Linked DNA regions of Mus musculus: all the other regions are linked to region 1. The links are chromatin loops, found by intact Hi-C in ENCODE. Cell type or tissue: heart. All regions are shown on one strand. Region 1 holds the start of Cpeb4 (cytoplasmic polyadenylation element binding protein 4). Region 2 overlaps Cpeb4 (cytoplasmic polyadenylation element binding protein 4). Region 3 has its middle 28 kb from the start of D630024D03Rik. Region 4 holds the start of Gm39673 (a long non-coding RNA gene).

Region 1 (8,000 bases):
TATCTAAAAAAAAAAAACCTTTTGCTGTAACACATGTGCATGACACATTCATGTATACATGGCTTTAAGCCCATGCTTATGTCCCTCATCTGTGAGTAGGATAATGGCAGAACTTACCTTTCGCAGTTAATATGAGGACAGGCTCAACGGACCTTACTACTTTCTATACATTTTCTAAAGACATAGAAATGACTGTTCTACAGTATAGAAATTGAGTGTGGCAAGTGATGTTGAGCTAAGACATGAAATTCCCTTTACCTTGTTTCTGCAAGACAAACTGTCTGCTCATTAGTTCAAAAACAATGTGATTCCTACCAGAAAAAGGATATACTAATACCAACAGAGACAAGTGATCTTTGCCTGGACCTATTTTTAGGAATGGTTTAATTATCTACACCCCTAGTGTTAACACTGGAAAATAAACAAGTAGGTGAAAGGCATCACCTACCAAAAAACAAAATAAACAATAACCCCCCAAAAACAAAACAGGCTTTCTGAAACCAACATCTTCACGGTATTCAAAAAGAAACGGGTATACCCAGCACTGCTAAATAAATAAATAGATAGATAGATAGATAGATAGATACATACATACATACATACATACATACACACATACATACATACATACATTTTAAGCATGACAAAGAAATCATCTGTACTATTTCTCCCTAACTAGTAGTCCTTACTGACACAAGAAAGGTCAGAATTTGCAGAGAAGTCTAAAAGGAATTGCTGAATTGATCAGTTCAGACTGCTCAGACTGCAAGGTCCACATCTAAATATAACCAGGAGGAAATCTGGAACTCGTTGCTTTCAGTGACTCCCTACCTTACAATGTCAAAAAAAGGTCATTTTCCTAGACAGAAAACATTCATTAGTTTCCATAATAAAATTCATACATTTCTGCTACATATTACTGTTTTACCATTCTTCCTCAAGTGAGGAAAATTCTCGTTAAGCAAGAAAGGTATAATTAATTAGGACATCACTAACTACTCAGTATCTGTAATTATAAATGGAAAAATTAAGGCCCAAGAAACAGTTAACTATTTTCTTCCAATTACACCCGTTTGCTAAAATAAAGGCTGGTAACTGATTCATTTCCTAAGATCTCTAATGTAAGCACAGACAAGTCTGATTCTCTCATTCCACAGACACTCCACCACACTACTTCCTTATTCATCTTAATATATTAATGGAACAACATCTTACCGGAAAAGGAAAAATGTTGTCAGCCCTGTTCAAGCTATCTTCCATCCAGGATTTTGGAGCAAAGGCTGAGCTAGGGCGAGCATACTTCTGGAGCTGAATATGATTGCTTGCGAAATTTTTCTTCAAAGGTGAGATTGAGTTCAGGGGTGTTATTCCACCGTTCAGCCCTCTGCGGTGATCCCGGCCTTGAGATGCTCCCCAGCCACCGTAGCCGCCACCTCCTGGGCTCCAGGAAGAAGAGGGGGTTGGAGAAGGACTCTGGTAGCTGCTCCATGGAGAAGGAGGTTTGTTAAGATTATTCGCCAAATGAGGCAGCTGGTTAAAAGCAGCACTTCTATGTGTGAAAGGTGGGGGGTGGGGACTGGCAGGAGACCTCCTCTGCTGCTGATGCTGGCTGTGATGGTGCTGGAAATGGGGGTGATGAGGATGGTGCTGGGAGAGAGGCCCGATCTGAGGGGAGAAGCTACCACCAAAGCCAGGGCTGACATGATGGGGAAAATTTTGAAACAAGAGAGCACCATTATTAGCTGAAGCGCCAGGGACCCCTCCCTGGTGAAAGAAACTTGCATCTTCATTGATTATAGTGGAGGAAGAAGGTGCTATCGCTGCTGACCAGTTACTGAAACCAGTAAGGGACGATGCACTGGATGTCAAGGGTTGGGTGGAAGTCCCGAGACCGGTGGCTTCTTGGTAATCAAACCCTGTCAACACTGGTGATTCAATGCGTAGTTTTTCTTTTCCGTTGCTGTTTTCTGAAGAACTGTCCCCTGGATTTTCTTCAGCTTTTGCCTTTTCAGTTTCAGGCAGTATTCCAGCTTCCTGACCTGGACTCGGGGAGAGCTGTTGCTTTTCTAAAGGGTCTTGTTGTTCTTGCTGTTGACTTTTTGCTTTTTCTGACCCCAAGATCTCATCCTGAATGTTATGAGTAGCCGGGGCAGGAAAGAGCCAGGCTGACCCAGCACTGCTGCCATTGGCAGCTGTGTTATTATTTATAAAAGCAGCAGGGTTGGGGGTGGCATTTTGGTGATGGTGTGGAGGCTGCAGATGTGGATGGAATCGGACTGGAAAAGCAGATTTATTCCCAGTATTGCTTTGCACTAGCACTCCAAACCCGTAATCCCCCATTTATTATTTTTAGGATCAGAATCTCACAATAAAAAAAAGACAACCTAATGTCTCACGTCTTTCCTCCCCTGTATCTCAAATATGTTTGCTTGAAGTATCTTATTTATAGCTAACTCAAAGATCACAGCTTATCACCCTACGTATCTCTGATTTGGAATTCTGGTCTCTCTGAATGGAAAAGAACCTAAAAAAAAAAACCTCTTAAAATATTGATATGAATCCAATTGGGCTTATTTCAAGGAAGGAATAAAAAAGGAAAAAGGTAAAAATCAAGTCTTTGGTTAGTAAAATAGGCGCTTTCTTTTTCCAAAGGAAAATGTTCATGAATGACAAAAACACAGCTTCTCAAGCATCTATGGATATAGAAGAATAAGCATTGTGCGGAGTAAAAATATATATATATAAAATTTAACAATCACATATGGTCTTCCTCAGCAGTTTAGATTCACATAAAAATTAGAATAGGATTAAGGGGTGAATACGTTCTTTTCTTGGCAGCTTGGTTAAAAAAATCAGGAATAATTTAAGAACATTATATATTATATATTTATATATAGATAGATTATATTAGGTTATCTGGGGCGGGAGGTGAATTTCTGGTTGCCAAAGAGGAAATCAGCCTTGACTAAAGGAAAGATGATTGCAGGGAGATTTCTGCTGTTCCTGGTCCTGTTTCTGTTCTTTTGTAGGGTGCAGTGTGGGCCTCTGGGGCTGTTCCTTGGGCTCCGGGTGCAGATCTTGCTGCGTTTGCTGTTCTTGGGCTCCCCTCGGCCTCCTTTCCCCCATGAAAGGGGTTGGAAACACCCGTTTCTCCCTCTGGGGGGTGTCGCGATCAGGAGGGATTAGCGAGACTGGACAAGGGCAAGCTGGCGGCCCGGGGGTGCGGGGAGCAAGGGGGCGACCTGGAAGGTCCTGCGGTTTCTGCCTCTTCCCCTCTCTGCGGCTCCGGGATTTTTTTCCCTCATGGGACCCAGGGGCGGTTTGTTCAGTTCTCTCAGTTCGATTCTCCGCCGGGGGGAGGGGGAAGGGGGATGGACAAAAAGGAAAACCCCGCTACCGTAGTTACTCTACAGGAGAAAAGCCTCCCCCCTCGGCTCGCGCTCTCTTTTCCCCTAGACTGATTGGAAACTATAATTTAGAAGGCTTTTGTTTCTCCTCACGGTTGCTGGGCCGCCGCCGCCGCCGCTTTTCCCCGGTCCCGCAGTCCCAGCTGTCGTCGTTGCGGACTCCGTCTGGCTCTTCTTTTTCTTCCTTCTTCCTCCTCGTCTTCCTCTGCTGTCGCCGCTGCCGCCGCCGCCGCCGCCGCCACTGCCTCCGGTGCCCAGGTCCCGCAGCCGCGGCTGAGTCCTTCTCCTCAGGACCGAGCCGAGTGAAATGACAACCAGCTGGAAAGACCGAGAGACACTTCCGGTTCGATGAGGGAGGGGCGGGGTGCTGCGGAGGCCACGCCTAGCAGCCGGAAGACCAATCCGACACCACAATCCCGACTAGGCCACGCCTCCCAGCCTCAGAGCTCCACCCAGGAAGGTCTCTGGTCATCTCAGAGCCGCCTCTTCCGCCTGCGCCTCGCCCAGCGGGGCCGGCGTCGGCCTCGGGTCTGCGCACCCAGTGCAAGCGGTGCACCGCCATCTTTTTTATGGGCAAAGATTCCTTTGCGATTTATGTTCCCAAAGCAGGCTTCTTAGGAAGTCCGTAGAGAGACGCTCGGAAGAGAATGGACATCTTGCACACTGAAACACTGAGCTAAAGTGTTGGGGGTCGAAGTGGCAACCCATGAAACCTAGAATAAACGAGAGGCCTGCCCTGAGTAAAGGTGGGTGCCCCGGGCATCACGTGCTCTGGCCCGAGCTCCGCCCCCGAGGGATGGAAGGAGAGGCGGGTTTTCCCGGCATCTGTGCTGTGCCTAGAACTGCATAGTCCTTATCCTGAACGCACGTCTCCGGAGGGATTCCCTTCAGTCTCCATTCCTCCACCCGAACCACCTACTCTCCCATCCTCCCTTTGAGATGCAGATGCTGTAGGCGTCCATGGCTGAGCCACCAACTATTAGCTTTCTACTCCACCTTCCAAGCAGAACGGAGGGATTTTTCTAAAAACGAAATTCCAGTCACGGTCCTGTTGTGCTCATACCTTTTTAAAAATGGCAGTCCGTTACCTGGAGAATAAAGACCAAACTCCGTATTGTCCTGTGGGCAGTATTCTCTGTGCCTTTTTCCACGCCTTTGTCGTCTCCTCTTGGCAAACTCTCATTTCGTTTTAGGAGTAAGTCTCCAACCTACCTACTCTGCCTTCGGAATCTCTTTTTACAGGCATACATGACCCTCGATACCGCTCATGCTTTTATATGGCATTATATTACATTGGTGGCTTATGTCTCTAAATCAGTGCTTAAAACAGTAGTTCTCAACAACTGGGTTGTGATGCCTTCAGGGAGGTGTCCAATGACCCTTTCACAGGGATTGCCTAAGACCCTCAGAAAACACAGATGTTCACATTACAATTCATAACAGTAGCAAAATTACAGTTATGAAGTAGCAACAAAAGTAATTTTATGGTGGGGAGGGGTCACCACAGCACGAGTAACTGTATGAAAGGGTCGCAGCATTAGGAAGGTTGAGAGCCACTGCTCGAAAGATTTGACATTGAAGATTGGAAGCACCAGAGAGGAATCTTGAATGGAGACATACATAGAGAAAAGCAGCAAGAATGAAATCTTTTCTGAAAGGTCTGATATTCAAATCTGAATTCATCATTTAGTTTCTTATGCCATTTGGTTTGGAGCTCACATGTTGGTTATTTGCTGTCTACTCAAGGCCTCCCTGTCTTTGCCTTTGTATAGGCCTACTATCGTTTACTCTGCTGGGGCCTGAAGTAATATATTGTCCTCAGCATAAGTTTTAGATATGTGTTGAATAAATGTTTCCTTTGGGAAATGGAAACTGAAGAAAAAACTAAGATAGAGCCCAAAGTAATTCCAACAAAATCATATATCTATATCTATATCTATCTACCCAGTATGGTGACACACACCTTTAATCCCTGAGTTCTAAGCCATCAGGTCTACACATCAAGCAAGTTCCAGGCTAGCCAGGGCTATCATCTTGTCTCAAAGACTCATCATCACCGTCATCTAACCCTTCCTTCTATATCAAGTGTCTCAATTCTCCAACACTTCCTGTATGGCTTGCCTATGTGGATCTTATTCGGGGATGTTATTCTCCTTCGTGTATATGTATCATACTGACCTCTGCAGTTCTGTGAGTTCTTTGAGCATAGGTAAGGTTGGATCTTACTCTGTTGTTTTCCTTTTCTGCCGCTCCCCTTGACACACACACACATACCTTGAGACTGAGCTGGCTCAGCCAGGTACTATTTCTTTCAGAATGATTTCCCTAACTTCCCCTTACTAGAGAGTCTTGTAAGATTCCTCTTTTTAAATTACTACTGGGTGTCAGTAAGTTAGTTTCTTAAGGGTGATTTGTGTGTGTGTGTGTGTGTGTGTGTGTGTGTGTGTGTGTGTGTGTGTGTGTGTGATTTGTCTTTATGTCACCAGTGACCAATAGAGGATCTGGCTCAGAACAGACTTAGTACATGTTTACTTAATGACTAGCTGGATGTTCTGTGTCCAGTAGATGGTTGTGGGTCACTTGGAGCTATCAGTTCTTCTCAGTATCTTAAAATGGCAACTGTGTCTTAGAGGAAACTGACCTGAAAACCAAACAGCCCTCAATTTGAACTCAGATCTGCTGCTTCCTCCTTATGTAGCCTTCAGCATCACCACTCCAAGTCCTTTCTTCCCCATAGAGCCATGTGGACAGTATCCCCAGACCTTCCTAGGATAGTGAGTTACATGAGGTCTGTGTAAGCGCAGTGCCCACATGCAGGGATCAAGATACGTGTTCCTTATTAAGACATTGAGTCCAGAGAGTTGCTTCAGCGGCATCTTCTACCTAGAAGAAGTTGCATGGACCAGTGTTCAGGAACCTCTCTTGGTTTGCAGAAGACATTCCAGGATCAGTCAGTGCTTCCGTACCAGGTCACTCTACTTGTTTAAGGTTTGGTCTGGGCTGAGACTAGGATGATCACTGGGACATCTGAGTCATCAAGGGTCAGGCTGGTGGTTAGACACTGAGAGGAAGAGAGAAGGAAGGGAGAAACGGTTCCTTTAAGTCTGCAATCTACTCAGAAACTCAGGATATTCAACCCAAGACTATCCTTCTTGAAAACATTGTGGCCTCAGCAACTGTCCCCTGGTAACCATGACAACAATTCAGCGACTCTATTTGGGATCTTTAAAGGGATCTATTGTTGCAGATAAGAGCTGGATGGAGCACTCAGCCTGCAGTAGGAGTCCTATCCATGAAGTATGCTCAACAGGAAGCTGGCAGGTTGCAGGGAAAGCATTCTTTGCCCAACCATTAAGGTGCTACCTGGTTCAAAAATAAATTTTGAAAGCTCCCTTCCTGTCTAGAATACAGACCCTTAAAGAAACTATAGACTAGGGAATGCCTATAGCCTGCTAGCTGCTGCCTAGCCCCCTCTAGGTCTTGAAGCCAACCATACCCCAAACTTGGAGCCTTCCAGGAAGTAATGTTAATGTCTGTACCAGCCTCTTTCTTCTAAAGCTTGGCAGATGACATAATTCTCATACCATAATCACACAGGGTAAACTCTGGCCCCCTAGAGCTCTAATGTCCTCACTACTGCTTTTGAAGCATACATTGCCAGCCATTTCCAAATAGCCCACACCCAAGCTACCTAGAAGCCTATCTAATGACTTTAGCAGTCATAGCCTCCACCCAAGGCTGTTTATATTGTGTACAGTGCAGTTCCATAAGGTACCATAGACTAGTATATGAATGAGATCCACAAGAGTTATACAGTACATGGGCCCTGGTACCTTTCCTTTCTATAAAACATAGGGACACATTAAAAAGTATGGCACCCCTACGGAAGAAGCTACCAGATACTAACATAAATGATATAAGCTCATATCTATGCATGCAGAAATATTTAAAGCAATTTATCTTTTTAGAGTCAGCAACCCAGAAGGTTTTTAACTGAATTGAAGAACTTAGTGTCTTTAGTATTGGTTTTAGTAAAAAGGTAAGTCTAGACAGGTATAAAGGCTGACTGTATAGGAAATGAATACTCAATAGCTACTTGACTAGCAACATTAATGAGCTTCCTAATAAAATGCCACGATACACTTTTTAATGAATATAAAGATCTCAAGGGTTAAAGGCAACTCCTGTGAAGGCAAAGAGAGGATGGGATAACTTTGAATCATCTCATTTAGGAGTGCCTGCAACTCGCTATCATAAAGTGAGCTAGAGGTGGAGCCAACCCCCAGCACAGATTTTTTCTCAAATTCCACTTCTGCTCTTCACTGAGACCCAGAACTGGAAAATGGTGCATATCTACTTAGAACACACCATTTTTAATGACTAATGATAGGTTGTTTTCTTCTCTTGCTTGATGTTCTGTAATGTGTGCAAGCCTCTGAGTTTTCCTCCCACCTTCCCGCAGAGTTCTGGCACAGAGCACTAATTAACAAGCTGTTTGGGTGGGAATAGCCAGCTTCTTTAATGCATCCTTACCAAACAACTGGTTTGAAAAGGTGAGGCGCAGCATGGAGACATGCTGCCCATGAAGTGCCT
Region 2 (8,000 bases), 66 kb before region 1:
CCCATTACTCCAAAAATGGCAAATACTTTTCTCTCTTTCGTGAATATATACAAAATCAAGATTAGAAATTTACAAAAGGAATCTATTTTGACCCTGCTGACATTCCAGGGCAGAAGCAAAAACTGACTTGAAAAATTCACAAGGACAGAGTGCAAAAGTGTCTGCTACCGAAGTCGGCCATCATTGGGAAAAGAGGCCCCTTGGTCTAGCAAACTTTATATGCCCCAGTACAGGGGAACGCCAGGGCCAAAAAGTGGGAGTGGGTGGGTAGGGGAGGGGGTAGGGTATAGGGGACTTTTGGGATAGCATTGGAAATGTAAATGAAGAAAATACCTAATAAAAAATTGGGAAAAAATAGTGTCTGCTACTGTGCGGGTTTCAGAATTAGTTTTGTGGTATCACAGAGACTATCCAGGGAATCAATATGGAACATGTGTAAGACGCTTGGTTATGAAGTTTTACAGGAAAAAAAAAGTTGAAGTCTTTCTCCTCAGTGGGATTTTGTTTGAACTAAAAAGTGTCCTTGACTATTCTCCCTCCTCCCTCTGTTCTGTCTCTGTCACCTAAGTGCCAGCATCCAGCAGTGTACTTAGCCAGGTGGCCATCCTTTCTTGGCACCTATGTGGTGTTGGTAAATTCAAACATGTCTGAACAATCTAGGGGGACCTGACTCCCTCAGAGTCACTACCCTGCTATTGTTAAAGGCACTCTTGTCAAACCAAAGTTTCAGGAGACGACGCACATCATCTCAGCATAACGTCTTAGCGACGACTTCTTCATAGGTTAGAAATTTACAAAAAGGAGACGTTAGGGCAAGGACTGAAGGACCTGAAGGGGTTTGTAACCCCACAGGAAGAACAATACCAACCAAACAGACCCCCAAAACTCCCAGAGACTAAACCACCAACCAGAGTACACATGGCAGGGTGGGGGGACCCATGACTCCAGCTAGATATATAGCAGAGGATTGCCTTATCAGGCATCACTGGGAGAGGAGTCCCTTGGTCCTGTGGAGGCTCAATGACCCAGGGTAGGGGAATGTTAGGGCACTGAGGCAGGAGTGGGTGGGTGGGTGAAGATCACCCTCATAGAAGCAGGGGGAGGGGGAGGGGATAGGGGGTTTGTAGAGGGGAAACTGGGAAGGCTGACAACATTTGAAATGTCAATAAATAAAATAAATGTCAATAAATTAAAAAAAAATGAAAAAAGAAATTTACAAAAAGGTGAGACAGGACCTGCAATCTGTGTGCCTGGTTGAAAGCCTGCTTTACAGATTGCCTAACCAATCTGGACCTTGTTCACCTTAAGCTGAGTGTAATTATAGAACATAGCTTCTTAGATGTTAGGAAGGTTGAAGGGAGCCTTGGTAAGAGGGAAGCTTTACCTCAACACCAGCAGGTGTTATCTTCACTCACACAGAGGCAGGCAAACATAGGGACTCTGCTTGGTGTGAGCTATGCATACACCCCTCTTTTAATGATGCAGTTGGCATTCTGAGACCCTCACCTGCATAGACTACGCGCACACACCCCTCTCCAAACAATACACCTACCAACCTGTTCTCAAGCCAGGACCTGGGCTGAGCTGTATACCTCCCTACCTTGAACAGTGGAGTCTCCTCCTCTCCCAACAATTATCAGTTTCTATTTAATTGTACTCTAGTACAACTAGGCATAAACTAGTTTTGAGAGCACTGTGATTAGGACAAATTGCATTCCCTGTGTGAATTTTTAGGGGAAAATTCTATTGATCATCACCATATGCTTAACAAATAATTGAAGACGTATATGATTAAAATCAGATGCATTAGAGACCCACAGCCAAACATAGATGGAGTTTGAGGAATCCCGTGGAAGAGGGGAGAAGAATTGGAGAAGCCAAAGGGGTCAAAGACACAAGACACAGCCCACAGAATCAACCAGCCAGGGCTCATAGGGACTCAGAGACTGAACTGACAATCAGAGAAGCTGTATAGATAAGTCTGACCTAGGTCTTCTGCATATACGGTATAGCCGGGTAGCCTGGTGTTCTTCTGTGAGAGCAGGGGCTGTCTCGGACTCTTTTGCCTGCTGTGGGACCCTTTCCTCCTGGATTATGTCATCTAGCCTTGGTATGAGGGAGTGTGCCCAGTCTTGCTATAGATTGTTATGTTGTGTTTGGTTGATATCCCTGGGAGGCCTCCCCTTTTCTGAAGGGGAATGGGAGGAGAAGGGGATCTGGGGGAAAGGTAGAGGCACTGGGAGAAAGGGAGGGAGGGGAAAACTGCTCTCAGGAGCATAAAGAAAAAAATGAAAAACAAGCAGATGCATTGTGGGAAGGTACATGAAAAAATAGAAAAACGCTTATGACCAAATGCAGTAATCAATACAGAAAAAAAATCACCCTCAAATACCCTTAGTAACCAAACTTCCCCTACTCTTAAACCCTGTAAAAGCAAGCCCTCCAAAACAGTTTATGCTCTTGAGTACTCTCCCTCATATGGCCTGTTGTTACTCCTTTTTGTCATTAATAAAAATATTTTACCGAATTTGAGGAGCTTGGCACTTTTTAAAAATTCCAAATCTTTTACACAGAACAAAACAAAATCCAATTTAATTTTTAATTTTTGTTTTTATTTATCTTCTTCTTCTATTATTATTATTAATTATTTTGAGACAGGGTTTCTCTGTGTAGCCCTGCCTGTCCTGGAACTCTCTCTGTAGACCAGGCTGGCCTTGAACTCAAGAGATTTACCTGCCTCTGCCTCCTGGATGCTGGGATTAAAGGCACACGCCAGCACTGCCTGGCCCAGTTTTATTTTTTAACCTTGATCTGGTGGCAGTGATGATTCTGAGGACCACAGGGAAAACAACAGGGACCTGACAGATGAGAATGTAAATCTGGGCTTTACTGTGTCATAGCTGTGGTGTACAATTGCTTACACTGTCTGCCTTCCCATAGGATACTTAAATAGCCTGTCCTTCTGAGGGTGTAGTCTTACTGATGGGTACAGGTGCATGGCCATGACTGATTTCTTTCCTAGAACCAAATCTTTTGGGCACTGTGGAGTCAGGGCTGCTGAGAGACAAATGATAATTATGGCTGCTCCACTTTCCCCATCCTGCCCCGCGTCACTGTCATCATATCTTTCAACAGCTGATGACATGAGATGTAGCTTCAGGTGGCCCTCTCATATTAAGTGTGCCTCAATTCCCCCAAAGATGGAGGCATCAGCTCTTTGCTAGTTGCTACCTAAAATCATGTACGCCACCTCACACACTTAAATGACGGATCCCTCCCCACCCCAGCTATTTTTACGGGTAACTTATTTCAGAATGAGCTCAGATGCCTTGCTGCCTTTGGCAGATTCTAGGGAATCATTTCTAGGTCTGCCTGGTTCTTTTTTCTTCTGTGTTTGATATCACAGAGGTGTGGGAGAAGAGATGAAAATAATCTCTTTAAAATGGTGACATTTGCTTGATCACACAGACATTTGTATGGCATCAAAGCTCTAGTTCCTGAAATAGAAGGCAGAGGATAAAGCAGGCTCAAGCTTAGATCCCAGCATCTGTGTCCCCAGTTCACCGCCCTTAGGCCCCATCTGCCTACATCATCTCTCACGGACACCTAATCGAAGACTGTGCAACACAAACCATGGATGTTGTGCTGCATCCTGGACTTGATGCTGATGCTCATTTTTAACTTCCATGAGACAAGTAGTCCTTTTGTAACTCGTCACCACACGCAATCACAGTAAGACATGTTCCCTGACGGCCAGTGGTAAAGCCCAATTGACTAGAGAACGATTTGGATTTATCCAGAGAAGATTCATGGCATCTCAAAACAGAAATGTTCTCTAATAAGAGACCTGGAATGGTGAGATAAATCCCAAATTCTTAGTTTTTCAAATCTTTGCAGTTCCCATCCTTGGAATATGAGGGAGGGAGAATACTGAGGGAATTCTCAGAGGATAATTTTTAAGGAGGCAATATGACCCAGAAGGCAGACAGCGTACCCAGGATGGCAGACTCAAAGCTGGTGGCTTATGTGGAGATATGCTTGTGTCTGTGGCAAATATAAGTGCTGGTCCAGGTCAGTGGAAGCTAATTCAAATAGCAACAGAATAGTTTCTCATTTCTAGCCCTCTAAATAGGGATTAAAGAGACTAGCTGGGCGTGGCAGGGTATAGAAGCAAACCTGGAACCTGTCACATATGGGTGGACAATGGAAACAGCTGTCAGAGTGTGACTGATAGGAGCATGGGCTCCCTAGGGCAGTTTCAATATACTGTCAAGACAAGTCTTCGAAATTGCCAATTAAGAGAAAGCAGTACCTATTCTGCTGAAGCTCCTGCAACCCACAACTCCGGGGGCAAAAATACGCCATGTAGCCCACTTCCCCACAATTCCCAGTGGCTGGTTTCCATGCTGGGGAAAAACCTGAGAAGTAAAACATCTCACAGTCCATTTGCTTCCTGCCGTCCTATTCTTGAGAATAGTCTATCATGGGAGGGAAGTGCAGATACGTTACTTCCCAAACAGGGTATTCACGGGTGTACTTTGTTGTTAACTTATCATTGAAAACTTAAATGTATCTTAAAACATAAGTATTAACACATCACAATACTCAGTAGTCTACATGAGACATGGGCCAAATAAAAGAGAACACCTGCAGTTCCTGAGCTATGGGATTAGAACCCCAGTCTCTCAAAGTCCCGAGAGTTCAACGTTTTGAAATTGGAGATGATTCAGTGGTAGAGCATGTGCTTATCACATGGGGGTGCAGGGGTCAATCTCCAGGAGGAAGAAAGAACACTTAGACTGCAGGCTGATACACCCCACCCCCAGACACCACACAGCAGCACATGAACTAACAGCCAGGCCAAAGACACTACAGCTGACAGCTCTTACAACTTCCCGAAGCCAGGAATGCCTGCCATGAGCACTCACATGATTAAAGACTTTTTCATACTGGTTTGTTCGGCCAGGGCCCAACATGACATTCTTAGTGTTCTAAAAATGTCATATTCCCAAAAGGGAGTCTACTTATGCTAAAATGAAATAAGTATAGTAAAAGAAATCTGAGTTAAAAGTTTTATTCATTCAACATCTCACATTACAAATATTTAAAAATTATATGCATACTGGTATAAATAGTCATTTGCAAACTATTTAATAACATTAATTTTCCACTAGCACTTCAACAAATGAACTCTTTTAAAAAAGAAACTGTGTTATATAACTTAAGAGTAGAACATACAAAAATAGGAACTTAACGTGAAAATGACTTTAATAAAAAATGAATTACCCTTATTTAAAATGCTAGAATAAATACTACAACCTCCCCATACACAGTAAAAACTATATGGAAATTCAGCCAAGTAGTACAATTAACTGACGCACTTAAATAACGTTCCCTTCTGATAATATGAGCAATACACTGGAAAAATTAGGGATTAGTAAAAACTAGACACCCACTTGCTAAAAGTTTCACTTCCAAAAAAATATAACAAAAATCTGATGAAATTATAAAAACTAATTATACTTTAAATTTTAAAAATATAAAAAATAAAACAGTTGAATACAATATTGTCCCAATTCTTACAATGCTATCAATCACAGTAGCTTTAAAATAAGATAATAAAATAAAGCAAATGACCAAAACCTCTTTTATTCCATTTTTAAAAATAATCTCAAATTTACATTAGTAGAAAGATTGATTTCTGATTCTTTTCTTTAGAAACACCAGCAAGAAAGAGGATTACTCTTAACAGTAGAAAATGACATTTTTTAATGTCTGCAATTAAAAACAAAGAATTACACTGCAAAGATCTTCCAAAGTGTGAGATAAGTATTGCACATAACTGGAGTGAGCTTGCCACAATTCATCACATTCAAGTTTTAAATCACCTTTTAACAGAAGATTCAACTCTTCAAAACAAAAAGGGGTGAATTATCAAGTCTTTCCAACAGCACTCTCATAAAATGCTAAGTTCATTCACTGCAAGTTTTATGTTGCATTCTGCAGAGGTCTGTGTATGGAGAAGTAAATATATTATACCAAAGCCAGGGGGCACGGGTAGGGTGGGGGGTCCTTTACATAGAAAATAATCAGAAACACTTTATTTTACATTGCAAAAATAACCATGTAATTACTCTGTAACTACATTGTAAATACATGGCTGGTGCCATGCTAGTGCGCTAGAACTACATGCTTGGTAAATTGAAGTGATACCCTAAAACCTGTAAACTAATTACATGTTAATAATGTTTGAGTTACATGGTAACTCCCAGCTACAATCCCATGTAATCTGAAGGACATGTAATCATAAAGTTCAGAGTAATAGATAATCATTGTTTATGCCCTGTAAAGAAGTGGAACCAAATCATCTGTAAACACGCTTGTCACACAATCACAAGTAAATATTAGCAGAATAACAATTTCTTACATTAGTCATGCATACTAACATTACAAACCTGTCCTGTGGCAGGCGATTTTGTTTTATTATATAGAATTTAAAAGAGCAGACATCTCTGAATCAAACATGTAACATCAATTAATTAAGATTAAAAATGATTAAACATTCACCCAAAATGTCTGCATTTTATGAATAATTTAAAAAACTTAGTAAGAAGCTGTAGACAATTTTGTTATTTTAAATTTCTACCCTATGGTTATGCATTTAATTTTTTTTAGGAACTACAGTGTTATTTTGTCATTTTCATGCGAATTTTTTTCATTAATTTGTGACTTTACATAGACTATTTCTTAAATTATAGGTACACCAGTAGCTGGTGCTGGGGAAGGATGTTTAAGCAACATGCTTTCTCTTCTCTGCAGACTCTAAAATAGCATTGCCAGTGCACAACATTCATAATTTAAAATGTATGCAGAGCACTGAAATGTATAAAAAGCAGAATATAAGAAAATAAAATTTATTAAAATTATTTATATTAAAAAATGAAGTATATGAAGATCTCTCAGTAATAAAAGTACAAAAAGCTACTCTTTGCAATATGAAAAATTGAGGTATTGCATAAAGAGATATCCCGTCAGTGAAAAGTGTGCCTAAAAATGTTCACTGTTGGAAAAACAAGGTATACAAAAGTAGTGCATAACAAATGTACATCATGTGCATGACAAAATAAGTCAGCTACAGACACTGTACCGGAATTCAGCAGGCCGTGTACAAAGGGAAAAGTATTACTCAAAGCTAGTTCTCAAGCAGTGTTAGTTCTTGTTAACTCATCACACCTGTTTACTGAGTAGGACCAGCACAATAGCACACCCCAAGCCACCTACAAGCATTAAAGGAAGAAAAAGAGGCAAATGAACATTCCAATTAGAATCATGTAGTTCAGGAGAAAAGAAAAAAACAAAAAACGTCCCTGACCAGCTACACGAGAGACAGCACCCTCCACCACACAGCTGCTCCGCTGTTCTGTTAGCAGGGGATTCTTTGACAGTGGCTCCCTCTTTCTGTTGGACTCTTAGACAGCAAGTGCCTCCATTTTGACCTTTGGAACTTAACAGGTGTAGTTCATTAAAGCCTGTGTTAAAAATAAAGGGCTGCTTTTCCTACAGACAGCAGAAGGGTCACCAGCCAGGCGGTGACAGCACTGCAGGCAAGTCTTTGGTTCTGAAGGATCCAAGATGGTACTGTTAGGCAGCACAGCTAGCAAGACTGCACTTAGACTGCTGCTGTTAAATGCTTTGCACACTGATAGTAATCCTTTGAACTACGGTAGGGCATTTAATAAGAGAATGTCAATTAAACCAAAAGTTACTTCCATGACCGGGGCTTCAAGAGACTATTTTAAATTTACCCCCGAAGCAGACTGTTCAAAACATAAGAACATCTTTCAAAGCTAGGGTTGTATTTATAATAAAGCATGCATTACTTGATGAAGTTGGCACTTCAAACACTATGTCCCATGCTAAGTTCGGAAAGTGTATGTTATTGTACCTTATAGGAAGAGTAAGATAACCATACGGACTTTTGCACAGATTTACACAATTAC
Region 3 (8,000 bases), 74 kb after region 1:
ACATGCTGTTTGTGAATGAGCTTCCCCAGAGGTGGGAAGTGGGAGAAGAGCTGCTATGGTCTGACTGTGTCTTCTTCCACAGTGCTGTTCCTATAGAACCAATGTTGTTCTAGGGTTCCTTTGCTTGCTTTCCTTTGAGTGTGTTTGTTTGAGGCAGAATCTTGTTATGTAGCTCAGGAAAGCCTCTGCCTCCCAAATGCTGTAGACCGGTTTTGTCCTCCATGGAGAAGTGTGTTAGAAATTGCATCTTTCCCTCATGTGTTTGTTTGTTTGTTTTTTGTTTGTTTGTTTTTTCCCTCTTATGCATGAGTTTGCTTCCCATGATGCCTTCGGTAGATGATCACATGATCAATAAGCTTGAAGCCAAGGAGAGGCCAGCACCATTATCTCAGACTTCCCAGGCTTCAGAATGTCAAATAGAATGCTTTCAGCTTTTGTGTGGGTGGAAGTGCACTTGTGTGTGCACGTGTGCGTTCATGCATGCATGCGTGTGCTTGTGTGTCTCTGTGTGTGTATGATATCATGTATGCACATGTAAAGGCCACACAAAGACACTGGTTGTCCTGCCCCATCACTCCCTACCTTCTCCCCTTGAGACACTCCTTTCACTGATCCTGGAGCTCACCACTTGTCCATGGGGCTGCTGGGCAGCCATTTCTAGGCATTTCCTGTGTCTGCTCACTGTTTCCCCTCCTTGGTCACAGGTGGACACATAGTCAAGCCCAGCATGTTGTGCAGGTATTAGTGTTTCTAAGTCAGGTCCTTAAGCCCTCTTAGATGCTGTGCCATCTCTCTGTCCTAATCTCTATACTGTATAAGTTTGGGCTATTCTAGCATAGAGGTAGACTGAGTTAAAGCCACATCTCAGATGATTTGGGGATCAGTTGGCACACAAAATGATGAATATGGTAGTAATGGGTATTCAAAGCTAGAAATGGCCATGTAAGAATACCTCCTCTCCTATAAAGAAAGGTAGAACAATTTAAGAGTAAGCATTAGGCTTCCTGGATTTCATCTCATGAGAGATTTGGGACAAGACTGAAGACACCCTTTGGTTAATAATTACTCTGGGACAGTGGTGAAGGTAGATTTGTAGAGAGGAGGCTAGAAGCAAGAACATTGGGAAGCTGATCAACATGATCCTGAGACAGACAGTGTCATAGTGAGCTTCAGGTGTCCTACTTTTCTAGTGCTATGAAAAGACTCCATGACTAAGGCAACTTATAGAAGAAAGAGTTCATAGGGGACTTGTGGTCTGAGAAAATTAGAGTCCATGACCAACATGGCAGGAACCATGGTGGCAATCTGATATGGTGCTGAAAGAGTAGCTATAGCTCACGTCTTGGTAAACAAAAGACAGAGAGAGAAAACTAACTAGAACTTGTGGGGGCTACGAAATCTCAAAGCCCACTCCAGTGACACATCTCCTCCAATAAGGCCACACCTTCTAATTCTTCCCAAACAGTTCCACCAACTGGGAATTAAGAATTCTGCTCTATGGGCCTATTGAAGCCTTTCTCACTCAAACCATCAAAGTTAGCAACTTAACCCACTTGGGAAGACAGAACTTCAATTGAGAAATTGCCTTCATCAGATTGGCCTGTGGGCACAGCCCACTGTGGGCAGTGCCATCCCTAGGCAGGCAGTCTTTGACTGTGTAAGAAAAGTGGCTAAAATTGTACACGGGTGTAAGTCAATAAGGTTGCTCTGTAATCTCTGCTTCAATTTCTGCCTCTGGGTTTCTGCCTTGGGGTCCTGCCTTGGAGATAAACTGTAAACTAAAAGTCAAATAAGTCTCCTGCCTCTAAGTCAGTGTTTTTATCACAGCAACAGAAATCAAACTAGGGCATTCGGCAAGCTCTTTGTAGGGCCAGTGATGGAGATAGGAGGTGGGCAGCTTGGAGAGTTATCACTAATGATGAAAGAATGAGAAATCAGTGCAGAATGGCAGGAGGGGTCTGCTGGGATGTGGGCCCTGAAAACAGCTGCCAGAACTGGTACACCAGGCCCTCTGAAGCTGCTACTAGGTGACCTCAGGATGACTTCAAGGTTTTCTGGGTGCTAAGACATTCCAGCAGCCTGTCTGCAATTCCTGTTGATGATGCCCTCACCACAGACTCCTCACACTGAGTACTGGGTAGTCATCTGTACCTTGTGGCCCACTGGGGTTTGATGTGGTTTGTCCTCCGGGGTTTCATGTCTTGGGGATTTGGTTCATAAGCTGAGTGGTGGGACCCTGTGGGAGGTCTGTAGGGACAGAACATTCTAGAAGGGGTTGAAGTAGATCTTGTGTGAGCAGGTTGATTCACAAAAGAACCTGTAGGGCTTCGTGTCTTGCTCTTCCATATACGAATTCCTGCAGCTGTGACACCATGTGCCACAAGGCAAAGAAGGTAGCAGGGTGGGGGGTAGGGATAGGGGTGTGCTCACCAGAGCTGGTGATGTGCCATTGGGCTTTCAGCCTCTCAAACAACTCACAATATGGACATCCTCTTTTTATTTATAGTTTACCCAGGCTCAGGTATTGTATCATAGCAACAGAACACTGACGAATACCAGAGCCACTGAAAATGTATTAAAGACAAAAAGACACAGTCTCTGATCTATGGAGAGTTTGGGAGAGAGCAGTCAAAGCCACGTCAGCCTCGGGCTCTGACCACTGAGTATTTGTGACTTGTAGTGGCTAATGGAAGCCCTGCTTGGGTTTGGTATAAATTACTGTAAACAAAGCAGGGTTATGACTGTAACTCAGCAAGGAAAGGAAGTTGATTTGCTCCAGAAAGTCTTCCTTGACATAGATTGCGAATGTGTATTTATTTATGGGTGTTGTTTGTTTGTTTGTTTGTTTTGAGACAAGGTCTCACGAGACAGGCCAGCTTGCAGTAACTACCTGTATAAGTCTGATGACCCTGACCTTCCTGCCTCCGATTTCCAAGCACCGGGATCAGAGATGTGAGCCACTGTGCCTGGCATGCATTATTTTTGCGTATGTTGTTGATTAGGCTGATTTCAGTTAACCCAGTGTTCCACCTTTAGGGGAGCCAGGCACTACCCTGAGTGCTAGAGAACAAAACAGACCCAAATCCCTCCCCTTACACAATTCATATTTTGGTAGGCAGAGACATTCAAATTCAAAGAGGGACCGTGGCAGTACAGTCATAGCAGGTCAACTGTCCCATGTGGTTTTCTCATGTCAAGCAGGCTTTAAGGAACACTTTACAGCTAAGTGTGCAGCTCTAACCCACTAACAAGTTACACTTCTTATTCCTTTATGAGAAGTGACACCAGTGGCTTGGTCTACACCTGTGCCAGGCAGCCAGAAGCATGCAAACGTTGGAGCATCTTAAAGTTGAAGTGATAGACAAAAGGCCCAAGTGCCCTACTCCCTGGCTGAGATGGTTCATGCTGTCACACCCACTGCAAGACTGTTTGTCACAGGTACTATGAGCATCTCATGGCAAAGATTCCACTAAGTATAGGGTCTTAGTGGAGCAAAAGCACACTGGTTTCTTTGCTCCATGCTTGACATGCTGGAAGGGTTATGAGTAAAGTTACAGGACATTCAACTAGATTTTAATGCAGTATTTGTGACATACTTATAATAAAAACAAAGACAAAAACAAACAAACAAATTTGTCTGAAATTCTGAGCTGCCATGGTATTCTTTGTTTCATCTGGTAGCCCTAACTCTGCAAGCTTCGGAGGTAGATGATAAGCGTTCCCACACAGGATTGGGGGGCTCTACAAGTTCCCTTCCCCATCTTCCTGGTCCACAGGGCGGTGTGATTCTTGGATCTCACCTTCAGAGTGCAGAGCATATGTTCTCTGGGGAGAAAGCAGCCTGTGCAAATGGGCTGTCCGGTGGGGAGCTGGGCCAGGAGAGCTCTGCCGCTTCCTTGCCATTAGCGCCCAGCAGAGGAGCCTAGAAGTGCAGGAAGCCATCTGGAGCTGTGTGCTGAGTCACAGGCCCTGGAGGGAAATAAGAACATTGTGACTCTGGGGCAGCTGAGTGGCATTTCCCTGGAGATGACAGTGGGCACCAGAAATAGAAACCGCTCCTCTGCCATACACTGAGAGGTTGGAGTCTCTAATAATCCTCAATCTAGTGACCACAGGGCCTCACTTCAATGCTTAAAGGCTCGGACAGGATTGGTGACAAGGTGAAACCACCTCCTTTTATGCAAAGGAGAACTATTACTGTTTATTATTACTCGGCAGATCGCAACACCCTTAACTCTAGTTCCAGGGCATCTGACACCTCTGTTCTCTGCTCAAACCTCCACTCATGAGCATATCCCCCACAAAACCCCCCACATAATATAATTTAAAATAAAAATAAGACTTAAAACAAGTAAAGATAGCATAAGGGATTAAATCAGTCCTGCAGAAAAGCCTCTTGCTCCTGCAGATCTGGCACACACAATGAGTGGTGGGTCTCAGCAGCCTAGGGATTCCAGGACATCTCCCTGGTAGGCTGGTGTGGTCATTACATGGGACCATTCATCCTTTTTCTGGAGTCAGCATTAAACAAAGCTCCCAGGGAGGTCTGAAGCTGGTGCTGGGAGCAATCTAATTGTTGAGGCTACACTCATACACACACACACACACACACACACACACACACACACACACACACACACACACACACACACACACAAGGATGTTAACAAAACAGCCATTTTCCTATGCCACAAACACACTAAACCTGGCCCACTCTCTGCTTGAATGACAGAACAAAGTTAAGACCAGTGCTCCAAAACCATTATTTTATTGCTTTTCTGTGTTTTAATTATAATTTTTAATTTTTGAGATTATATCATTTCCCTCCTCCCCTCCTTCTAACCTCTCCTATGCACCCCCTGCATTTGAATTCATAGCCTTTTTTCTTTAATTGTTGCTAATTTTAAATACATGTATACATAATTATATATGTACACATAGATAATATTAGGAATTGCCAGATCTGTTGTTACTCCTGGGTAGATCCCTGGGGAGTGAATGGGGACTTACAAAGCAGAGTCTTGCTGGAATAGGCAGGTTACTTTACCATGACGTAAGCCATAATATAAACTGTTATGTTGTACTTTGCCTTCCAATACGGTAAACCAAAACCATGAATAACGTAAGTCTTCCTTCCCCCGCCCGAATGCTTCCTCCTCCAGATTGTCTGTTTGGGTATTCTCAGGAGAAAGGCAACTACCACGCCCCTACTCTACCCTCTGCTTTGATGGGATCGAACTTTTTAGTTTCACCACACAGCGTATATATGTAGTGAATTATCATACTATGTCCACAAAACATGTAATAAGTTTATGTCAATTTAAGTTGAACTTTAGATATCAACGTTAAAATTAAACTCACCAGACAGCAGTGCCCAACAAACAAAGAAACCAAAACAAACAGAATAAAAATAAAAAGCAGCTCCACTTCTAAGGGGCTTCAGATCAGTTCGGCTTCTCACTGCACAATCTCCTCCAAATTTTACTAGAACCCCATAAGCTCAGCCACGCAACCTAGGAGTGCTCAACTGCATAGCTAAAGAAACTGAGTTTGGCAAAAGTAGAGGTTTAAGCAAAAAGAAGGTCTAGACTAGATGTTCTACAGACCCAGCCTGAGCTCAGGGCTCAACAGAAGCCCTTAAAGCTGTGGGGTGACCTTCCCACTTGGGCAAGGACAGAGCTGGGCCTGTAGCTCCCAGCTGCAGCTAACTGAAGGAAGGATGGTGTGTGTGCCTGGCACAGAAGATGCACAGTTCCTATCTGCTCAAGGCATAGAGGCATTTGCCTTTGGGGAATGTGACTTGGAAGGTGGTTCAGCTGATCTGACAGCTTAGTAGCTGTGAGTTCTTTGTACGACAGAGTTAGAGTCTGTGCTCTATCATTACATATCATGTGTTGACTGAGTGTGGGCTTTGAGATCAGAATGGAAGCTCTGGGATCCACACTATTACTTATGGCTGAAGCCTACTGAATTAGCTTCTCTAGAGAAACTGATAGGTTGAATCTATAATATACACACATGTGGGGCAATAGGCTATGCACAGACAGCTTGGTCTCCAGTTGAGCTGAGGTGTGGAACGCTGGTGAAACCTGGTGTTGATAATTTTTACCTACATGGGACAGAAGGCATTCCCTCATGTCCCCTGGACCTCTGGCTCCTGTAGAAGATACTGCCCCCACGGCCCCCACAGGAGAAGCATGTGGCTAACAATCACATACACCATGTCCCAAGCTTCTGACCTTCAGGCTAGACTCTTCCCAGTTACCTAGCAACAGCAAGATAACAAGCCCACTATAAGAGGGGCTACTTGGCCCCACCTTGTTCTCTCCCTCTTACTCTAGCCTTTCTTCTCTCTCTCCTTTTCCCCTTGTCTCCTCTTGGCCATGGCCAGTCTCTCTTTCTACCTTTTCTCTTTTCCCCTGCCTTTCTACAATAAAGCTCTAAAACCATAGACTATCTCTATCAAGGCTGTGCTTGGACGATGGGATAGGCTTTCTTCTAACGAGCTGCGTCTAACTTCCCGATGAAAGGCCTTCCGTCCCATGTAAGTGAAAATTTTCACCACCGGGTTTTACTGGGGTTCCACACCTCAGCTCAACTGGAGACCAAGCTGTCTGTGCATAGCCCATTGCTCCCCCCCCTCCCAGGATTTGTTAGAGTGGCTTCTGGGTTATGCTCATACTTTTCCAATAATGGCAGTTTCCCAAAGGAAAGTCCAAGAACTCAATAGTTGTTCAGACCACAAGGCTGGTCATCTTGACTGTTTGGCAATATACACCAGAATTTCAAAGAAGTAGGCTCTAATACTGGTGAAGAAATGGACTTGCCAGCAAAACCTTCCTTCTATGTCCTCTTTATAGGACGCCACCCAAAGGTGTGGTCCCAACTCAAGGTGGATTCTCCCACCTCAACTATTCAGATTTAGGGTAGGTCTTCCACTTCAAATACTTCAAGCAAGAAAAACCCTTCACAGCCTCTTGGTGTTTAGTTCATTCCAATTGTAGTCAAGTTGACAACCAAGAACAGCCATCACACCCACACATTCCTCTTTCTACCTCAGTTTTCTAATCTATAAAATGGGAGTGATGATACTTGCCCCCTGTGATGGTTCTCAAGAATAAAGGGATGAAGAAGTGGTTTGAAGAAGTCTTCTGTGTGGTCCTTAAATGTCAGGCTTTGCTTGTGTTGGCTTTTCAGGTTGAAATCTAAAATTCAAAATACTCCAAAATCTAAAGGTTTTTTTTTTTTTTTTGAGCACTGTCGTGATGTAACGAGTGAAAAACCCCATGCCTGACCTCTCCTGGTGAAGTGTACACAAACTTAGTTTCATGCATAAAAATACCTTTACATACTTGTGTAAAGTTATCCTAAGGCTATGTTTTTTTTCTCTTTTCCTTTTGTTTTGGTAAAATATTCTGACAAATATCCACTTAAGGGAGAAAGGTTTACTTTCACAGTTTAAGATACAGTCCATCATTGTGGGGAAGGCAAGGCAGGAGGAGCTTGAGCTAATGGTCAGGTAGCACCCACAATCAAGAAGCAGAGGGCAACAAATGCATGTGGCTGCTCAGCTCCCTTTCTCTACTTACAGGATCCTAGGGAATGGTGCCGCCTATAGTGAGCAGGTCTTCCCACTTCAATGAATGCAATCAAAATAACTGCCCAGGCATACTCTGAGGCCTGTCTCCCAGAAAACATTGTCTCTGTGAAGTTGGTGGTTAACACTACTCACCATAGGCTATGTGCACAAAGTATACAGGAACAAACATACACAAATTTAATCTTTGAACTAGGTCCCATCCTCAAGTTATTGCAGCAGTATATGACAATAGCAAACCTGAAACAGTGGTGTGGGTAAGGGCTGTTGAGAATGTGAAGGCTGTTGAAAGGGGTTTAGATAGAAGCACAGAAGTGTGTGAGAAACTCAGCGTGGGAGACTCAATGAACAATACTTGTCATCATTAGCCTCCCACTAGCATCACCAGCATCTGCAGCATCAC
Region 4 (8,000 bases), 160 kb after region 1:
AAACAAAGAGTCCCATGGACCCCTCCATCCCCGAGTCTATCACTGGGATCCTGATGTGAGGTTGTGATTGTTATGGAGGCAAGAGGAATCCATACTTTAGTAGTCCTGGTCAAGTGAGAGTCTGCCAATCATGGTCTGTCTTCTCTGGTCTTTCAAAGCAGTCTGACAAATATTCAGAACTGTGTGAACTCTCTTTCTGAGATCCAAATTCTCCCACTGGTGTGCATCATGCTTCCTTCTTCCAGACTGAGACTTCTGGGGAAATTCTAATTTCCCGGGGACCACTGTTGCAATGGTCTTGTATGCAAAGGGGGAGTTACCTTATAATAATCACTAACATTCATTCCTGCCAGACCGGAGACACTGCTGGGCTCATCTCTAAAATTAGGCTGTCCTGTGACCTGGCACAGTTGTTTCAAGCTAAAAGACTAAGATTAAAAATCTTCATTACCTTAATGCATTAATTTATGCATTAATTAATTCATTACCTTAATGCAGCTTAAATAAACACCAAACCCCAATGGCTCCTGGAGAGCAATTTTAAAGTTACTTGTAGGTTCGTGTTCCTGCCACAAAGTGGGAAATAGAGAAAAAATATTAAAAAGTCACTCAGCACTTCCCAAGCCTCAGAGCAGAGTTTAAGTGCCTCCTGTCCCCACGGTGTAACCAGCTATTAGGGTTTTGGCAACCCCCAATGAGAACATCAGCCACTACCAGTATGCTGAGGAACACTGAGAAGCAGAAAAAGGAGATGTATTCAATGTGGCCACTTCCGGGAGAAGAGAGAAAAAAGAGGCTACTATCCTTGGAAGGTCCCCAAGTAGACACCAGCAGACTTGCAGGCCACGAGGCATAGCCCCATCCTTTCCAACTAGTAGCTCCTAAAAACAGAAGCCGAAGTTCAGGACGCTTGTCTGCTGGACCCTAAGATTCTATTGTCTGTTACCTCTACAGAAACAGAGCAGGAGACAGAGGTAAGAAATTCTTCTATACAAGGCGATGTCAGAGAACAGGACCCAGCAAGAGGTTCCAGCAGAATCAAGATTAACATGTAAGAGAATCTAACTGCAGAATTTGTCCCAGCCTTGAGAATGCCTTATGCTGTGTTAATAGATAATCATTATCCATGTGTCCCCAGTTTGAGTCTTTGTTCTGGGACACAAGAACCAGGAGATGTCACTCAGCAAGTGCCTTTCGAACCCCAGTATGTACCTAGAACCCAGGCTTGGGGGAAATGGGGTGGAGATGTCTGTCTCTGTCATGTTAGTTCACGGACCTGCCTCTAAGACACTGGTCACTGTCAGAGGCCAAACTCTACATCCTGAGGAAACCAGGCCAAGCTCCCCCCCCCCCCCGCAGCTCTCTCATGCCATGCTATAGCTCCACAGCCCCTGATTTACCCAGTACCTGGCTCCTCTGTGCTGCTTGTCACTCAGGCTGTCCCAGACTAAATCACGTGGTGTGGAATGTCCTGCCACCTCATGAGAGGTTAGGAGCTGGCTATTATAACTCAAAACTTAACTAGCACCACAATAAACTGCCTGGTTTATTGAGCCACCTCAAACTGCACTGTTCTCTTCATTTTCTAAATCTATACCTGAAGTCCAGAGCTCTTCTACAGAATCTTGTGTGACGTTGTTTCCTGCCAAGGTCCCAGCAGGTATTCCCAATACAACAGCATTCTTTCCATGGCCTGGACTTCCCTACTGTTGGTTGTTCACAATTCACATAGACACAGAGCCCTTGACTGGGCAGCAGTTAAGTCCCCTATTCACCTATGACTGTGACATTCTATGTTCAATCTCTCTCTCTCTCTCTCTCTCTCTCTCTCTCTCTCTCTCTCTCTCTCTCTTCAAAGTCCATCCATCTCAATGAACAGCTATAGTTAGAGCAGCCATTCTAGAGCATCACATGGAGTTTTACACTTTCATTATCAGTTATATTTTTATGCACTGGTCCATCACATTGAAAAATCAATGACATAGTTAAAACCAGAAAAACAATAGGTGTATAGCCTCTTTCATAACGCATGTGTCTGTTACCTAGAGGAACGAATCTGTGGGTGTCTTTATAGGCATATGTTGTATCTTGTATCTTAAGTTTGTTTAACTGGGTTTTCCTAAGTATGTTCACTCGACACTCGGCCGACTCCATGGGTACGGAGCTCAAGAAGTTGATGCTCACTCTGGAATTCCGTGAAACAGGTTGTGTGCAAGTATCTGACATGCTTTGGTTTTTGTTGTTGTTGTCATTGTTTTGTTTGTTTGTTTGTTTTTGTACGAATGTTTCGTCCTCATGTATGTCTGGGTACCATATACACAGAGTGCTCATAGAGGTCAGATGAAGCCATTGGATCCTCTGGAATTGGAGTCACAGACAGAGGTGAGCCCCCGTGTGGTTGCTGTTCTCTTAACCACAGAGCCATCCTCCAGCCCCCTGAGGTGTTTTAAATTCATCAGTGATGATTTATATAGACAATTAGTCTGCTGTCCTGGGCATCCATGAAGCCAGGCACGTGCTTTTTGCCTAATATACCATACCCTGTTGTAAGCACTCATGTGACCTTTCACCCCCTAAATGGACACTGCAGAGGGGTTTGCTCGACTGTACACCATTCTCTGATGTCACTGGCTGGTCACTACCAGGCTGTTAGCACGCAAGGAATGAGATCTCTGACACAGAACAAGGCGCTTTCTGAGACCTGCCTAGCAAACTCTGCTTGGATATGTTTGTCAGTCCCTCACAGCTGACTCTCCATGTTCAGAATAGGCAAGGGCTCGAGAGCCATTTCTCCTCCGTTTCCCACATACATACATAGTTCTCTTATTGCTGCTTTAGACCAGCTTGAAGAATTTTACGCTTTTCTTAATGTGCTTATTGGTATACCGGAGTGGCTGGTGTTAATGGAGAAATGTTTTTTTCTTCTGCATAACACATTAGTAAATTCTATCCTGTAAGAGGAACTCAGACTACACAGTTAACACAGATTACTGCAGGCCCTGGTAAGAGTGGCTGCTGAGGGGTCTGGTATTGCTGCCTGTAAACTATGCAAGTGTCCCCAAGAAGGAGAGTATTCTCCAGGCTGCAACAGAGATCCTCAGGGCAGGACAGACATCTCCATCCTTATAAATGACCGCTCCAGGTGATCTCTACTGTCCTGTCCTAGTGTCCAGAGTGCCTCTGGTGTAGCAGAGAAGGAAGTCTTAGAGAAGGAAGCCCAGATTCTTTCATGGACCATGCCTTCTGTCTGTCAAAGATACAGCGAGGGCCTGAAGCAGCTTTCCACAAACAGTCCCACCTCCTCCAATCATCTCCCTACCAAGAAACCAGAGACCTTCAAACAAGCCAGCTTAGTCCTTCTCCTAGCTCTAAAGCTATCACAGAATGTTCAGACTAACACTGTTGCTCCTACTTCATCTCTACTGCCACCCCTCACTAGCCCCTTCCAGTTTCCGTGCCATTCCTAAAGGAGCCACAGGCCCCTTGTCCCAGGAGGGCTTGCCTAGAAGGTCACTCCTCAGAGAAGCCCTCCAGCGTTTTCCTTTCATATTAGTTGGTCCCACTTTTTATCCAAGCACCTATGAGTTCTCAGGACCTTCTCATCCACACACGTCCCTTCCCTTGCAGGAAGGCTCAGGCCACTGCCCTGCCTCGTGCACGTATAATCTACCAAGCCTGGATTCCTCTCTAGTGGCCCCCAGTCTAGAATTACAGCCAGGGCACCAGCCTGCTTCTGGAACAAGTGTTAGCATTTTGCTCACAGCAGCTCTGGAAATTAGATGCTAGCCCCAAACCCCGTGATTCAGTCAGCAGCTTGAGAAGGCTGGGTCAGGAACACAGGGCTCTCCTTTCTTCTGAGAGATAGCAGTTTTCCAAAGGCTGGGGCCACTGAGGAGAGCTGAGTGGCAGGCCTGAGAACTGACCTGCATGCTGGAAGCCAACCCTCCATGGCACCGTGCCAACGGTGACACTTAGCGAACCAGGCAATTGCCCAGCTTTGGAAAGGAGGTGCCACCTAGCTCTGGGATTGTGGTGTAGCTAGTGCTGGGATGGGATTGGACTTTCCTTTTCAGAACAAAGACAAACACACTCCTCTGGGAAGCCCATCCTGGGAGAGACTGTGTGTATCAGAGGCCCCACTTCCGTGCCAAGTATTCAAAGCCCGTGGCCTGGCTTGCTTGCTCTAGCAGTTCCTGGCAGAGGACATGGGCATTCTCCAGCTTGGAAATTTAATTGCCTACCATAGCCATGAAGCCCATTTCCAAGGCAAAAAAAAGAAAATTGAAAGGAAAAAAAAAAGAATAAGAAAAAAGAAAAGCCACATGAGTTGTAGGAGAAGTTCTCACGGAAGCAGCTAAGATGAGCTGGCTGCTGCATTTGACCGTCAGCCTTTGTGGGAGGCCAGTTTTTCATAAGCCAGTCCCAGAAGCTGTCGTTCAGAAGAGGAAGAGCAACAAAGACAGCTCTGTCAGCAACGAGAAAATGGAAGTCACAGGCAAAACCAGAAAACGCTGTCCCCTGGAATCATCATGATCTGCAGGATAATTGTGCCAAGCTCGGACGCCCAGGAGTGGACGCTGATGGCCATGCCAGGGTCAGGTGGACTCCTATTGTTCTCATTTCTAAGCAATGAGCTTGTCTTAACCTCTTTCCTGTGTCCCAGTTTTAAAAAAAAAAGTTTTCTTTGTCTCACTCAGACAAATGCAGCTTCACAATGAGCTACCCTCTCCTGCAGACAGACCTCTTAGCTTCTCAGTGAGCTACCCTCCCCTGCAGACAGGCCTCTTAGCTTCTCAGTGAGCTACCCTCTCCTGCAGACAGACCTCTTTGCGTAGACCCGTCCACTCTCAGGGAGCTTGTGTTTCTCTTGCTTGAAGAGAGCAATTTCTTAGAGAAAGGAGCATGGAGGGGTGGAGGGGGCAAAGCTGCTTGCTGCCTCTTTTTCTCATATTGGTGCCTCAATCTCAGCCTCAGCTTCGGAAAATATGGTAGGGCTTAGCCCAGAGGACAAGGATCACAGGTCTCAGGCCACAGTAGGTGTTTAGGCTCGGGGGGGGGGGGGGCAAGGGGCGGGGAAAGCTGTCATGCATCCATCTATAAGGATTTCTTAGCTCTTTGACAATTTTAAGAGTACATCTGGCAAAAGGACACTGTCTGCTAACATCTCAAACTCAACAGCAATAAACAAGTTCGAAGACTTGGCCACTATGGCAGAATAGAAAGAAACCAGCAGGCCTCATCTGGGGGCTTGGGATGAGGAATGAGATCTTTAAATGATATAAAGTAAAAACGAGCCTTGACATTCTTGTTTTTCTTTTTTCCTTTTTTAAGATGAATCTTTTCTCAAAAGTCCGGAGTTGAGGAAAGTGATGACGGGCAGAGGCAGATGCAGACGAACTGGAAACCCACCACAGCTGGAATGAGGAGGCTCAAAGGACGTAGAAGCCCCCATATCCAGCTCTCAGAATACTGAAATAGTGGATTCCAAGAAATTAAAAGTGCCCTAGGAGCCTCAGGCTTGGAAAAGGAAAAGGCTGAGGGGGCTCTAGTCCCCAGAAGGACATTTCACTCAGTGTTGACAAGCTGTCAGACGGCCAAGTAGCAGGCAGGATGGAGCAGAGACAAGGATGGCTCAGGGATGGCTGGACCCGACCTTCCCCAGGGCTCCTCAGTTATTCACGCTCTGCTCTTTGTTTAAACTAAAACTTCATCTCAAGACCCCAAAGATGGACTTCAGGGGAGGGGGGCACTTGACACCCCATCTCTCTCCCTAATGTAGCTACTCTGGAAACAAACAAACACTTTTTTTTTATCATTATTGCTTGTTTTCTGAGGGCAAGTCACTGGGCTCAATGTGAGAGCTACTGGGGCCCAGACTATCCCCAGTTGCTCCAGAAACAGTGCTTGCTATTTGGTAGACATTAAGCACGCCATGTAGTCTGAGGGAACCTCAGGTCTGTCTTAGTAATTCTACTTCTTGTCCGGGTTCTGGGTACTACCTTCATTCTACCAGGGAGCTCAGGTAACTCAGCTAACTAACATAAAGACCAGCCCTTCTATTGGGATCCAGGTCAAATGAAAACAGGGAAGAAAGATGGGGGAGAAGAGAAGGCAAAGAAACTACTGTTTTACAATTTGTCATTCATTTTTAATGCTTGCTGTATCCCACTCTGTGCCAACCTGTGTTAGGTACCAGAAAGATACCTGTGGGTGAAGTGTCCCTCCACCGCGAGTCTTTCAGAGCTTCTGGGATGATGTTGACCACTGAAACAGCACTCAATGCAAGGAGAGCGTGAGACCCAGGTTCCAGCAGGGCTGCTGGGGATGGGAGAGCTTGGGTTATTGACTTGGGCACTCCTTTCTTCTTCTTCTTCTTCTTCTTCTTCTTCTTCTTCTTCTTCTTCTTCTTCTTCTTCTTCTTCTTCTTCTTCTTCTTCTTCTTCCTCCTCTTCCTCCTCCTCCTCCTCCTCCTCCTCTTCCTCCTCCTCCTCCTCCTCCTCCTCTTCCTCCTCCTCCTCCTCCTCCTCCTCCTCCTCCTCCTCCTCCTCCTCCTCCTCCTCCTCCTCCTCCTCCTCCTCCTCCTCCTCCTCCTCCTCCTCCTCCTCCTCCTCCTCCTCCTCCTCCTCCTCTTCTTCTTCTTCTTCTTCTTCTTCTTCTTCTTCTTCTTCTTCTTCTTCTTCTTCTTCTTCTTCTTCTTCTTCTTCTTCTTCTTCTTCTCTGAGACAGGGTTTCTCTGTATAGCCCTGGCTGTCCTGGAACTCACTCTGTAGACCAGGCTGGCCTCGAACTCAGAAATCCACCTGCCTCTGCCTCCCAAGTGCTGGGATTAAAGGTGTTGTAACACCACTGTCGGTGACTTGGGCACTTCTATGTGCTTGGTCCTAGGAAGAACTTTGTGAGTCACTTAACTCTCATGCAAACCCAATAGAGCAGGAGCTGCTATCACCTCATCTAGGCTCAGGGTGACAGGTCTTCCCAGGAGCTTAGAGTCCATGGCCCTGCTGCATACAGCAGTGTTGTCCCACTGGAGATAGTGGCTATCTCAGTTGTATTTCTATTGTGGTGATAAAACACCAAGACTAAGGCAACTTAGAGAAGGAAGGGTTTGATCTGTCCATGATGGCAAAGAGAAGGCATGACAACAGGAATAGCTAAGAGCTCACAGCTCAAACTGCAAGTAGGAGGCAGAAAACATACTAGGAATGGCATGAGTCTTTTTAAACCTCAAAGCCCACTCCTATTGACTTACTTCTTCCAGCAAGGTCATACCCACTGGGATCAAGCATTCAAACATAAGAGCCTATAGGGGCCATTCTCATTCTGGGAATAGCCCGTTGGTCGGGCTAGCCTAACTACTCTGTTCTTGTCCCCTCTCTCAGTCAGATTCACGCCTTCACACATGGATAGAGAATGCATGGATCAGCTGTCTGCTTCATGCTTTCTCTTAAGTACACACACATATGCACAGATGCACACAGGAAGCCATGTATTCTCATGTTTCCACTCTCACAGTGCTTAAACAAGGACCTCCTTCAACTATGTTTTCTCTTATTCACACTCTCTCATGCTGTCTCATACCTATACTCTCACACACTCCCTCACCATCACACACCTTCTCACAACCCTCACACACTCTCACACACTCACACATACCCTCACACACATTCACACATACCTTCACACACCCTCACACACTCCCACACACACCCACACACACCCACACATCCTCATACACCCTTACACACTTCCACACACCCTCCCACCCTCACACATATTCACATACTCCCACACACCTTCACACACCCTCACACACTCCCACACACACCCACACACCCTCACACACTCCCACACACACCCACACACCCTCATACACCCTTACACACTTCTACACACCCTCCCACACTCCCACACACCCTAACACACTCTTATTTACTCCCACACACTCATACACACTCCCACACACCCTCATATACTCCCACACATTCACACATACTCACACA

Evidence for each region. A loop is a pair of places that touch in the nucleus more often than their neighbours do. Peaks named below come from ENCODE experiments on the same cell type or tissue, not always from the same donor. Only the 100,000 strongest peaks of a DNase experiment are listed, where the experiment ranks them.
Region 2: it touches region 1 in a loop (2.7-fold over the local background); 13 of 42 quality-filtered maps call a loop at or near these places.
Region 3: it touches region 1 in a loop (6-fold over the local background); 3 of 42 quality-filtered maps call a loop at or near these places.
Region 4: a loop joins it to region 1, with 1.9 times the contacts of the local background. A loop is called at or near these places in 5 of 42 quality-filtered maps.

Annotation. Positions count from the first base shown.
Region 1 is chr11:31,866,628-31,874,627 of GRCm38, reverse strand. Cpeb4 (cytoplasmic polyadenylation element binding protein 4) reads right to left here and starts at 3,688. Exons shown (of 10, transcript NM_026252.4): 1 at 1,216-3,688. The coding sequence starts at 2,340. In heart, a CTCF peak has its summit at 3,159; DNase peaks (open chromatin) are centred at 1,607, 3,227, 3,777 and 4,187; H3K4me3 peaks cover 4,847 bases; H3K27ac peaks cover 4,753 bases.
Region 2 is chr11:31,932,694-31,940,693 of GRCm38, reverse strand. Cpeb4 (cytoplasmic polyadenylation element binding protein 4) reads right to left here. Exons shown (of 10, transcript NM_026252.4): 10 at 5,059-8,000. Among named protein-coding and RNA genes, the nearest start is that of 4930524B15Rik, 29 kb to the left of the region's middle. In heart, no CTCF peak of the experiment used is centred here; a DNase peak (open chromatin) is centred at 4,873.
Region 3 is chr11:31,792,400-31,800,399 of GRCm38, reverse strand. No RefSeq gene overlaps it. Among named protein-coding and RNA genes, the nearest start is that of D630024D03Rik, 28 kb to the left of the region's middle. In heart, a CTCF peak has its summit at 3,908; a DNase peak (open chromatin) is centred at 3,959; H3K27ac peaks cover 1,846 bases.
Region 4 is chr11:31,709,822-31,717,821 of GRCm38, reverse strand. It overlaps Gm39673 (a long non-coding RNA gene), which reads left to right and starts at 2,395. Exons shown (of 4, transcript XR_872338.2): 1 at 2,395-4,599; 2 at 5,332-6,303. In heart, a CTCF peak has its summit at 4,020; DNase peaks (open chromatin) are centred at 3,841 and 3,961; H3K27ac peaks cover 2,018 bases.